Regions from separate parts of the Homo sapiens genome. Here region 2 is linked to region 1. Evidence: chromatin contacts called from ENCODE Hi-C or POLR2A ChIA-PET data. All regions are on one chromosome and are shown on one strand. Each heading gives the region's core, a stretch centred on a gene start or an enhancer-like site at or near the end of the contact. The rest is flanking DNA. Distances are from core to core; before and after follow the strand shown.

Region 1 (5,365 bases), core at 1,071-3,570:
AAAAGGCAAGGGAATATGGCCAGGTACAGCAGCTCATGCCTGTAATCCCAGGGTTGGAGGCCCTGGATTGGAGTTCAAAATCAGCTTAGGCAAAATGGTGAGACCCCTGTCTCTACAAAAGCATTAAAGAATAGCTAGGTGTGGTGGCATGTGCCTGTAGTCCCATCTACTTGGGGGATTGAGACGAGAGGATTGCTTGAGACCAGGAGTTCCAGGCTGCAGTGAACTGTGATCACACCACTGAACTCCAGCCCTGTCCCTAAAAACGACATAAAAAGCAAAAAGAATTTGAGCCAAAATGTCATTTGCTGATTGAATTATGTGGCTTTCTTCTATGCCATTCTGCACTCTTAGTAGTATCTAGAAGAGAATTGGTGTTTCTCTCAGCAAGTCAATGAATCTAAGCAAATTCTTTTTCTTGATTCTTCTTTCCAGTCTCTGGGCTACTAATTCATCTTTGCTCTGTATCTGTATCTAGCGCAGTGTGTCTGCTTCTCAATAGAACCCACATTATGAATGACAGTGGAAAATTTCTCAGTCTATGTGAATGTCCTGTAGTCCTCCATTAACAGTGAGTTTGAGAAGCAAAAGATGAAAACTGAAAAACATAAGCAGATCCTATGACACCTATGTGGTATTTGCTAATTATAAAAAGCCCTTTGGTTCTATGTAGTTATAAGAAAAGACATATTCCATTCTATTATGACCAGCTTGAGGTTAAAATGCAAGTTAAATTAGTATCCAATTTATTTCAAAAGGCTGTAGCTAAATTTCATACCCACGCACCATCTACCACTCTTATCATTTCACTGTCTCTCTATTGTTCTATTTACAGAACAAAAACAAAGAAGGTGATTTGTAAATATTGACTAAACAAAGGACATTTTAGAAAGGATTCCAAGAACTCTCTGTACTTTCATTACCCTTACACTGAAGTTATCTTCTAAAGAAGCAAATAATGTAGCTGAAAACATTCCCTCAGCATATATGCCTTGAGAGATTAGATTGCTATAAGTTGAAATTCAAGACAGAAAATGCAGTGAAGTAGTGGAAGGCAGAAAAGGATTAGATGACTGAAATTATTGTTAAAATAGTACTGAACATCTTGTTTTGCACAAATATTTATGGAATAAAATATCTTCTTTTCCATTATAGGTATCCCTGAAAATTATATATGAAGGCTGAATAAATGCTTTGAGGTAAAGGATTAACAGAGACATAAATATCAAATAGTTTTTCTTCTCTAAGAAAAAAGATTGCTAAATACCAGGATGGAATACTTAAGGAAATTATGAACTACCTCTTTACTTAAGTGTTCTTTTAAAACAAGATATATTCTTTAATCATCAGTGATTATTAAAGTGAGGCCAATTCTGAATTTTGGAGAATGGCCTGGTTGAGTCCTCAAGATTTTATTTCTGTCTCATTATTCCATGATCACTTGTGGGGTACTGCAATTGGATAAGGAGCTATCCTGACCTTGAGAATTAAGAAGGTTGTCTTCTTCATGTGTAAAGGTGTCTTCCTATCAGCATAAGCCTTTAAAAAGAGCAACATTTTTTTTTTAAAGTCAACTAGTTTATTAAAAAAAAAAAGTCTGGTCCCAATAATTCATTACATAAAACCTGTCATCTAAACTTTTCTGATGTTAGCTGCTCACTTTTTCCAATTTATGGTACCAACACACGAAACATGATGCCAGGCAAGAGATTTGCCATGGTTTTCAGGTGAGAGTGGAGGTTACAGTAGTGGCGATGATGATCTTCTCTTGGTTTTGCCAACCTTTATAAACTCTGTGGCAAAAGTTTAGACTTAAGATTGACCTGAGGACTCTTTAACCCCTGATCCATTTGTAATTTAACATTTTACGGCTGGAGCAAAGAGAAAGCAACATAGAAGTAAACATCTGGATTAGTCCAAAACCTTCTTTATTCTCAGATAACTCTGAATGAATTGATTTACCTTGAATAAATGCCTGTTGTCATTATGTATTTTAACTTGAAAATAATTATTTATTATACATTTTTAAATCAAACTACATATCTTCTTTCCTATACAAGGTTGAGGTTTGGGGTCTTCGCTTTCTTTCTATCTATAATTAGCTTTAATAAATATAAGAAAAATGTATTCTATTTCTGGGCACTTGAATGGCAGCAACTTCCTCTTTTAAAACAAAAGAGTTGATTTCTTTTCAAAACACTTCATGGTGCCAGTTCCACTGCATTCCCATTGTGCTGACTTTTTGCTCCTAGGGTTGATGAGCCAATCAATGATGCAGCTATGCAGATTAGGCTGACTAACATGTTCTACTACTGCTCTCTTCTCACCTGTTAAGTAGGACGACCTTGGGGTATAAATGTCCTGTTTTGGCTTCCGTGTTTACATTCTTCTTTCTTCTGCTAGCCACATCCTGATTATTCTTTGGATAGTCACCCTTGTCCTAAATGGTGTTGTTCACATAGAGCAAATTTCACTTTCTAGTGTCAGTAAGGGCCTATTTTTCAGGTGGGGGCATTGTGTGTTGTCCATCTTCCTGGTTGTAGTGATTATTCTAGCAATGGTTATGTGATCCAAGATATCCAGTATGTCTGCTCTAAGCTACTTGGTGCTATAATTGGGATAAGAGACAACCTTCTTGCTGGTTGCTAAGCCAGCAGGCCATAAGCCTAAAACCTGTGAGAACAATCTTACTACCACAAAGATGGTACTGCTTTAAAATAAAGCCCCACGTCTATCAGAGCTGAGGATGAAGGCAATTCTTAATGAAACTATCACAGAACATGGATCCAGACATTCATTTTCCCTGGACTTCTGAGTTACGTGAACCAAAAGTTGTCTTATTTCCTATGTCTCTTGCAGTAGCATTTCTCTCACTTGCAACTGAGTGAAGTCTTATTTGATGATTACAAGGGTAATGAATCACAGAGGCATTTTAGGTATATCACAAAGATCCCAAGGCAGACCAGGAATCAAACAATTTCCTTGTTTATTTCAGGAAATAGGCTGGGCACGGTGGCTCATACCTGTAATCCCAGTATTTTGGGAGGCCAAGGGTGGGGGAGTGTATCACCTGAGGTCAGGAGTTCAAGACCATCCTGACCAATATGATGAAACCCCATCTCTACTAAAATTACCAAAAAAAAAAAAAAAAAATCAGCTGGGCATGATGGCCTGTGCCTACAGTCCCAGCTACTCGGGAGACTGAGACAGGAAAATTGCTTGAACCCAGGAGGTGGAGGTTGCAGTGAGCCAAGATCATGCCACTGCACTCCAGCCTGGGTGACAGAGTGAGATCCCGTCTCAAAAAAAAAAAAACAAATTTTTTTCAGGAAATAAACTCTGGTATAGCGTCAAGAATGTTATACTACTCTTGTACCCACAGTAGACATTGCTAATCAGTTGAGCTCTGCTCTGAGTCCTGCATGGAGCCTCATCATCATGATTCAAGAAGTTGGAACAGCATATAAAATGATGCCATCGTGGTTCTAGTGTCTTCCCGGTCAGAAAGAAAGAGGCACAACTTAGGCAACGGTCGCCTATACCACCAAGGTGCCACTTGTTTGCACCAAGTGGTCAACACAGTCTGATGTCACGGACTGTGGAAGATCCTAAAGTCTTCTCCTCCCAGATCTCCCTCTGCTTCTTCTGTGCTCTCTGACTTTTGAAATTTTAAATTCGGGCTTACATTCATTGTCTTTACATCTCAATGGCTGTTTATAATACATGCATAGAGTTTTTTGTTTCTTTGGCAGGAAACATGAGAAGCCGTGGCTTCCTTTGGGGGAAAAGTTCTAGAGAAAATGAAATGGCTGGCTTTTATTTCTCATTTTGTCATTTTTCTTAGGTTCAACTTACTAAATGCACTAAAATTAAAGTGTAATAAGTTGAATTTTTTTTTTTTTTTGAGGTGGAGTCTCGCTCTGTCACCCAGGCTGAAGTGCAGTGGTGTGATCTTGGCTCACTGCAGCCTTCGCCTCTCAGGTTCAAGTGATTCTCTGCCTCGGCCTCCTGAGTAGCTGGGATTCCAGGTGTGCCACCACACCTGGCTAATTTTTGTATTTTTAGTAGAGAAAGGGTTTTGCCGTTTTGGCCAGGCTGATTTCAAACTCCTGTCCTCGAGTGATCTGCCCGCCTCCGCCTCCCAAAGTGCTGGGATTACAGGTATGAGCCACTGTGCCAGGCTAATAAGTTGAATTTTTAAACTTTATGAATGAGGTCTTTGAATGAGGCCTTTTTTGCCAGCTTTATTAAGGTATAATGGACAAATAAAAACCGTGTATATTTAAGATGTGCAACATGACATTTCAATATACATGCACATTGTGAAATGATTACCTAAGTAACATATCCATCAGCTCACATAGCTTTTTGAATGTGTGCTGAAAACATTTAATATGTACACTCTTAGCAATCTTAAGTATACAATATAGTATTACAACTATAGCAATACAACTATATAGTAATACAACGATAGTCACCATACTTCGTATTAGATCTCCAGAACTTACTCATCCTGCATAACTGAAGCGTTGTACTCTTTAACCAAGATCTCCCCATTTTCTTCACCTCTTGGACTGTGACAATTACCATTCTACTCTCTGCTTCTGTGAATTTGACTGTTTTAGATTTCTTTTTTTTTTCTTTTCTTTTTTTGAGAGAGAGTCTCGCTCTGTCACCCAGGCTGGAGTGCAGTGGTATGATTTTGGCTCACTGCCACCTCCGCCTCCCTGGGTTCAGCGATTCTCCTGCCTCAGCCTCCCAAGTGGCTGGGATTACAGGCACACATCACCATGCCCGGCTCATTTTTGTATTTTTAGTAGAAACGGGGTTTCACCATATTGGCCAGGCTGGTCTCAAACTCCTGACCTTGTGATCCGCCTGCCTTGGCCTCCCAAAGTGCTGGGATTACAGGCGTGAGCCACCGCACCCAGCCTAGATTTCATATACAAGTGAATCATGCAGTATTTGTCTTTTTGTGCCTAGCTTATTTCACTTAGCATAATGTCTTCCGGGTTCATCCACATTGTTGCAAATAACAGGATTTCCTTCTTTTTTAAGGTGGATAAGATTTCACTACACACATACATGCACACACTTTATTTATTAATTGGTAAACACTTGGGTTAATTGCATATCTTATCTATTGTGAATAATGCTGCAATGAACATGGGAGTGTACATATCTCCTTGAAATACTAATTTAGCTTTCTTTCGATACATATTCCTAAGTGGAATTGCTGGATTATATGGTAGCGTTATTTTCAATGTGTTAAGGAAACTTCATACTATTTTCTGTAGCGGCTGTACCAATTTATATTCCTGCCAAAGGTGTACAAGGGTTTTCTTTTTTTCCACATGCTTACCAA
Region 2 (5,365 bases), core at 1,536-4,035, 48 kb before region 1:
ATCTCTTCTGATTCAATTATTTGATCCTTTCTTGGAAGCAGCTGACTTTTTAATTGGCTCTGTTGGTGGTTTACACATCAGGGTGACTCAGCTTAATCTCAATGATCCAGTTTTTCTCTACTTCACTTTCTATTGCCTGAGTTCTATTGCCTCGTGGTTCCTGCTTTATCACTTTTTTTGTGGCTTTCCCTCAGCTTCTTCATCACTCCACTAATGACTACGTCTTTCCTTCCACAAGCTCTGACAGAAAATCTGATGAATTTGACAAGTCCTAATAAAATAGAGAGTGTCTGTGTTGAATAATGTCTACACACAGATATTATTCACAGACACACAGACTGATGAGGACCAGTCATAGGCTGGTTCTCAATCAGCCTATGGTAGCAGGGCTACATGGCACAGAATGTGGGCGCACACACACACACACGGAGGAAGAGGTATGGGCTTGGTGAAAACTGTGGCTTCTTAAAAGAGGGAGGTGGCTGGGTATGGTGGCTCAAACCTGTAATCCCAACATTTTGGGAGGCCTAGATGGGAGGATGGTTTGAGACCAGGAGTTTCAGACCAGCCTGGTTAAAATAGTGAGGCCCCATTTCTACAAAAAAAAAAAAAAGAAGAAGAAGAAAATTTAAAAAGTTAGCTGGGCAATATAGCTTGAGCTTATAATCCCAAGTACTTGGGAGGCCGAGGCAAAATAATGGCTTGAGCCCAGGAGTTAGAGGTGCAGTGAGCTGATTGTACCATTGCACTCTAGCCTGGGAGACAAAGTAAGACCCTGTCTTTAAAAATAAATAAATAAATTTAAAAATTAATTTAAAATTGAAAATAAAAAATAAAAAGAAGGAAGTATAGTTTTCAGTACTTTGCATGGAATGTCCAATACACTGTCAGGACACAGGAATACATTTGCTATATTAAGTGAGAAAAGCAGAATACAAATTTATATAACAGAATTAAAACAGTGGAAGAAGGCCAGGCACGGTGGCTCACGCCTGTAATCCCAGCACTTTTGTGAGCCCAAGGCGGGTGGATCACAAGGTCAGGAAATCGAGACCATCTGGGCTAACACGGTGAAACCCCGTCTCTACTAAAAATACAAAAAATTAGCCAGGCATGGTGGCGGGCACCTGTAGTCCCAGCTATTCGGGAGGCTGAGGCAGGAGAATGGCTGAATCCGGGAGGCAGAGCTTGCAGTGAGCCAAGATCGCGCCACTGCACTCCAGCCTGGGTGACAGAGCGAGACTCCATCTCAAAAAAAAAAAAAAAAAAAAAAAAAAAAAAAAAAAAAAAACAGTGGAAGAACAGAAGAAAATATACAACTGAAGTTCAAGACCAATTAGCCGGCCATGATGACGCATGGCTGCAATCCCAGCTACCTGGGAGGCTGAGGCAGGAGAATCACTTGAACCAGGGAGGCGGAGGTTGCAGTGAGCCAAAATCGTGCCATTGCACTCCAGCCTGGGCGACAGAGCAAAACTCCGTTTCATAAAAAAAAAAAAAAAAAGTAACCATTTCTCTACACTAGGCACACAAAAAAGCAGAGAGTTATAGTATTACTTAGATAATTTAGGTTGGGGATTTTATAACAGAAAGAAAAAAAGTTTTGGACAGGATTTCTTATGTTGTTTAGTCCTCCCCCTTTGCATAACTGACACAGTTATATAGTCTTCCCCATATTTATTTTCATGAATATGGAGACCATATAAAGTCCTTGGTTCACCCTACCTGTTCTGGACATGCTGACTCTTCAAAATAGGGTTTTCTTTTTTTTAAACTCTACGTACTTGGAGAAATCTATGACACATGGCTCGTAGTTTATGTCCCAGCTGTTTTCTCTTAACCTTGACTCTGGGAATTTTTCCCCCAAACTAATTTATATATCAAGGCAGGATGCAGGTCAGTGGGGAGTTGTATTTTGGATGCAAGGATGTTAAGGCACAGAGCATGAAAAGACAACAGGATAATCGTTGCAAATTATATATTAGTAGCTTCATAATTTTCAATTCTTTCTCACTGTCCCATAGTTTTTCTTCTCTCTTTCCTCTTTTGCCTTTATCAAACTTTCACAGATGCTGTTTTGCCCCAACTTTGTAGTTTGGATGTGAGGATATTAAGGCACAGAGCATGAAAACACAACAGGATAATCTTTGCAAATTATATATTAGTAGCTTCATAATTTTCAACTCTTTCTCACTATCCCATACTTTTTCTTCTCTCTTTCCTCTTTTGCCTTTTTCAAACTTTCACAGATGCTGTTTTGCCCCCAACTAAATGACTTATGTTTCTGAAGTAATTCTAAACCTCTATGGGCAAGAGCGGCACTCCTTTTAAAGTCATAGGATCACAGGAACAATTAATTAAAAACAGCAGGCTCTTACCTGATGTCTTCAGGATGACTTTTAATTATGCTAAATGCCCTACTTTTTTCTAATGAGGATGTTCTGTAAACCCTGCACATGGTTTTCCCATCCTGCCTGTGCAGACAAACCCTGTGTCCAGCAGGACTGCTGTTGCTTGCCAGACCAAATCCTTTCTCTGCGACAAAGCCTGCCATTGTGTCTCCCATGCAGCCCCACTGATTTTTCCCAAAGGGCCTTTTAGAACATGTGCGCACTTATTTCCATTCCCTGATGTGCTGAACGCAATAATAGCCAGAGAACCATGGTAACTTGCCTTCACCCCGGACTGGGACTCAGCACTGTCTGGTGTTCCCTGAAAGCCATATCTGACAGCTGGACTCTGTGTATGTGTGTGTGCTAGTGGGGGAGGGCAATCTCTGCTGCTTTTGTTGGAGGGTGAGGGAGGAATAAAGAGCTGAAGAAGTGACATGGTGTCAGTGTCCTCATTGACTCAGCTGTTCAGGAGCCTAATCCTGGCTCACAACTGGATGTCCAAGGGATTGAAGGAGAACTTTCCTCCTGGCTACCTTCCAAGTGTTTCCAAATGCACTTGAGAAAGTTCCATGTGATTTTTTTTTTTCATGTAGCACCTGCTCTAACAATCCAAAAGCAACTTTTTTTCTCCTCTATTATACTTGTACATCTGTTATTTTGCTGACATGGAAGCTAACATAACAATCAGATTCATTACTTGCCCAATAAGTCGATTCCAACTAAGCTTAAAAGACCTCCGTGTATTCTTTGAGCATTTATCCAATGAGAGAACAAATTAAGAAATCCTGTCTTTAAAGGATTTTGGGGGTTAGATCAGTAACATATCATTCATACAAGTTTGTTTCATTTCATGGTGGTATTGAGATGAAAGTAGAATGTCTGAATGATGAATAAGACAGTGAGAGATACCTGGAAATCTTTTTTTTCACTTTTCCTTAAGAAAAAACAAATTTTTGGAAAGAACTTTAAAAATTCCTCAACTTCCTGTCCACAGAACAATTTTAACAGATGAAGACCTTAATGGAATGACAGTTCCTTTTTTAAAAAACTTATTCTTAATAATAAAAAGAAAGAAATAGCTTCTTTTCTAGAGCTATTTTTTTCCCTTAGAATTACAACAACACATACAACTTCACACCCTCAAAAAAGTAAGAAAAATAATTAAAAATAAAATCTACTTGTATGTCCTTCAGTGGCGTGGAGGTGAGTGATGAAAAAAGGCAATTAGAAAACAACCTCCCCTGTTGAAGCACACGCCTTGGTTCAGCCCTAGACAACTTTCTTTGTGTGAGGCTGGGTGGTGCCTCACACTAAAGGGAAACATAAAATAAAGTTTCACTAAACAGAGTATGTTTGGAGAGAAAGAGAGCAAATAAACTAGTTAAAAAAGGTGCTATGGCTGGACACACCAAGCTGGCCGAAGACATGCTGGTGTTGGAGTTGTAGATAGTTATTATTCTCAGTAGGAAAATTTAAATCAACAGGATAAACTTTATGTATGCTCACATACAGCCAGTTTATATAATGTGGACTTTATCTAAATTAGAAATGAATTCTGCTGCTGGGCGAGGTGGCTCACACCTGTAATCCCAGCACTTTGGGAGGCCGAGGCGGGCAGATCACGAGGTCAGGAGATTGAGACCATCCTGGCTAACATGGTGAAACCCCGTCTCTACTAAAAATACAAAAAATTAGCCGGACGTGGTGGCGGGCGCCTGTAGTCCCAGCTGGCCTCTTTTTTTTTTTTTTTTTTTTTTTTTTTTTTGAGATAGGGTCTCTTTCTTTTCCTCAGACTAGAGTGTGACTATACTCAGTGGCATGATCACGGCTCACTGCAGCCTCAATTTTCCAGGCTCAAGCAATCCTCCCACCTCAGCCTCATGAGTAGCTGGGACTACAGGCACAGACAACTATGTCTGTTATTGTTAATCTTAAATTCCATCCAGCAAACATAATTGAGTGCCTGTTACATAAAGAGTTGTGCTACAGGCTGCAGGGAATAAAAGCTGAATAAAACGTAACCCTCCTGAGGTGTTACAGGCTAATTGCAAAAAATGGAGGTAGGAAAGAATAGGAACATTTCTTAAACGTCTAGGACTAGGAAAAATAAAATAAGTCACATAGTTACTATGTATTTTTAAAAAAGATTTGAGGGCTGGGCACAGTGGCTCACACCTATAATCCCAGCACTTTGGGAGGCTGAGGTGGTTGGATCACTTGAGCCCAGAAGTTCAAGACCAGCCTGGACAACATGGTAAAACCCCACCTCTAAAAAAAACTAAAATAAAAAATAAAATAAAAATAGAGAAAATAAAAAAGATGTGGAGCTTCAGCATACAGTAAAGTTACTGTTTGATTAAGGGTTAGGTATAATTTCTTTTTCTATTTTTTATTTTACTTTAAAAATGTATTTAATTTATTTATTTATTATTATTATTTTTGAGACAGAGTCTCACTCTGTTACCCACGCTGGAGTGCAGTGGTGCGATCTCGGCTCACTGCAACCTCCACCTCCCTGGTTCAAGCGATTCTCCTGCCTCAGCCTCCCAAGTAGCTGAGATTACAGGCATGTGCCACCACACCCGGCTAATTTTTTTTGTATTTTTAGTAGAGATGGAGTTTCACCATGTTGGCCAGGTTGGTCTTGAACTCCTGACCTCAGGTGATTCACCCGCTTCAGCCTCTCAAAGTCCTGGGATTACAGGCATGAGCCACCAGGCTTGGCCTATCATTAATTTTTTTTAGAGATGGGGCTTTTCTGTGTTGCCCAGGCTGGTCCCTAACTCCTGGTTGAATTCCAACCCATAAGAAGGAGTATTCCAGGTCTAGTTAACCGGATGAGTTAAGGCTGCAAAGTTCAAGTTGTGTTATTTTTTCCAACTAACCCACAGATATTTACCATATAACTGTAACAGTACAATTATGTATGTGTGTATACATATATATGTGCATGTATGTGCAGGTGATCTGCC

The links. Hi-C counts contacts between places; a loop is a spot of excess contacts on that map. ChIA-PET counts read pairs that join two places held with the same protein, here RNA polymerase II (POLR2A).
Region 2: a loop to region 1 is called in a map of right cardiac atrium, with 4 times the contacts of the local background. The contact joins two enhancer-like sites. A Hi-C loop is called at or near these places in 2 of 168 maps with a recorded cell type or tissue (heart left ventricle and right cardiac atrium) and 1 of 37 single-sample maps with no recorded cell type. POLR2A ChIA-PET finds 5 or more read pairs at or near these places in 4 of 52 experiments (GM12878, Panc1, WTC11 and 1 more).

Annotation. Positions count from the first base shown.
Region 1 is chr6:113,681,731-113,687,095 of GRCh38, reverse strand. No RefSeq gene overlaps it. Among named protein-coding and RNA genes, the nearest start is that of LINC02541, 34 kb to the right of the region's middle. Within about 2 kb of position 2,320, at least 2 of the 41 ENCODE cell types and tissues checked have a DNase peak (open chromatin) inside an H3K27ac peak, as active enhancers do.
Region 2 is chr6:113,730,036-113,735,400 of GRCh38, reverse strand. No RefSeq gene overlaps it. Among named protein-coding and RNA genes, the nearest start is that of LINC02541, 83 kb to the right of the region's middle. Within about 2 kb of position 2,785, at least 9 of the 41 ENCODE cell types and tissues checked have a DNase peak (open chromatin) inside an H3K27ac peak, as active enhancers do.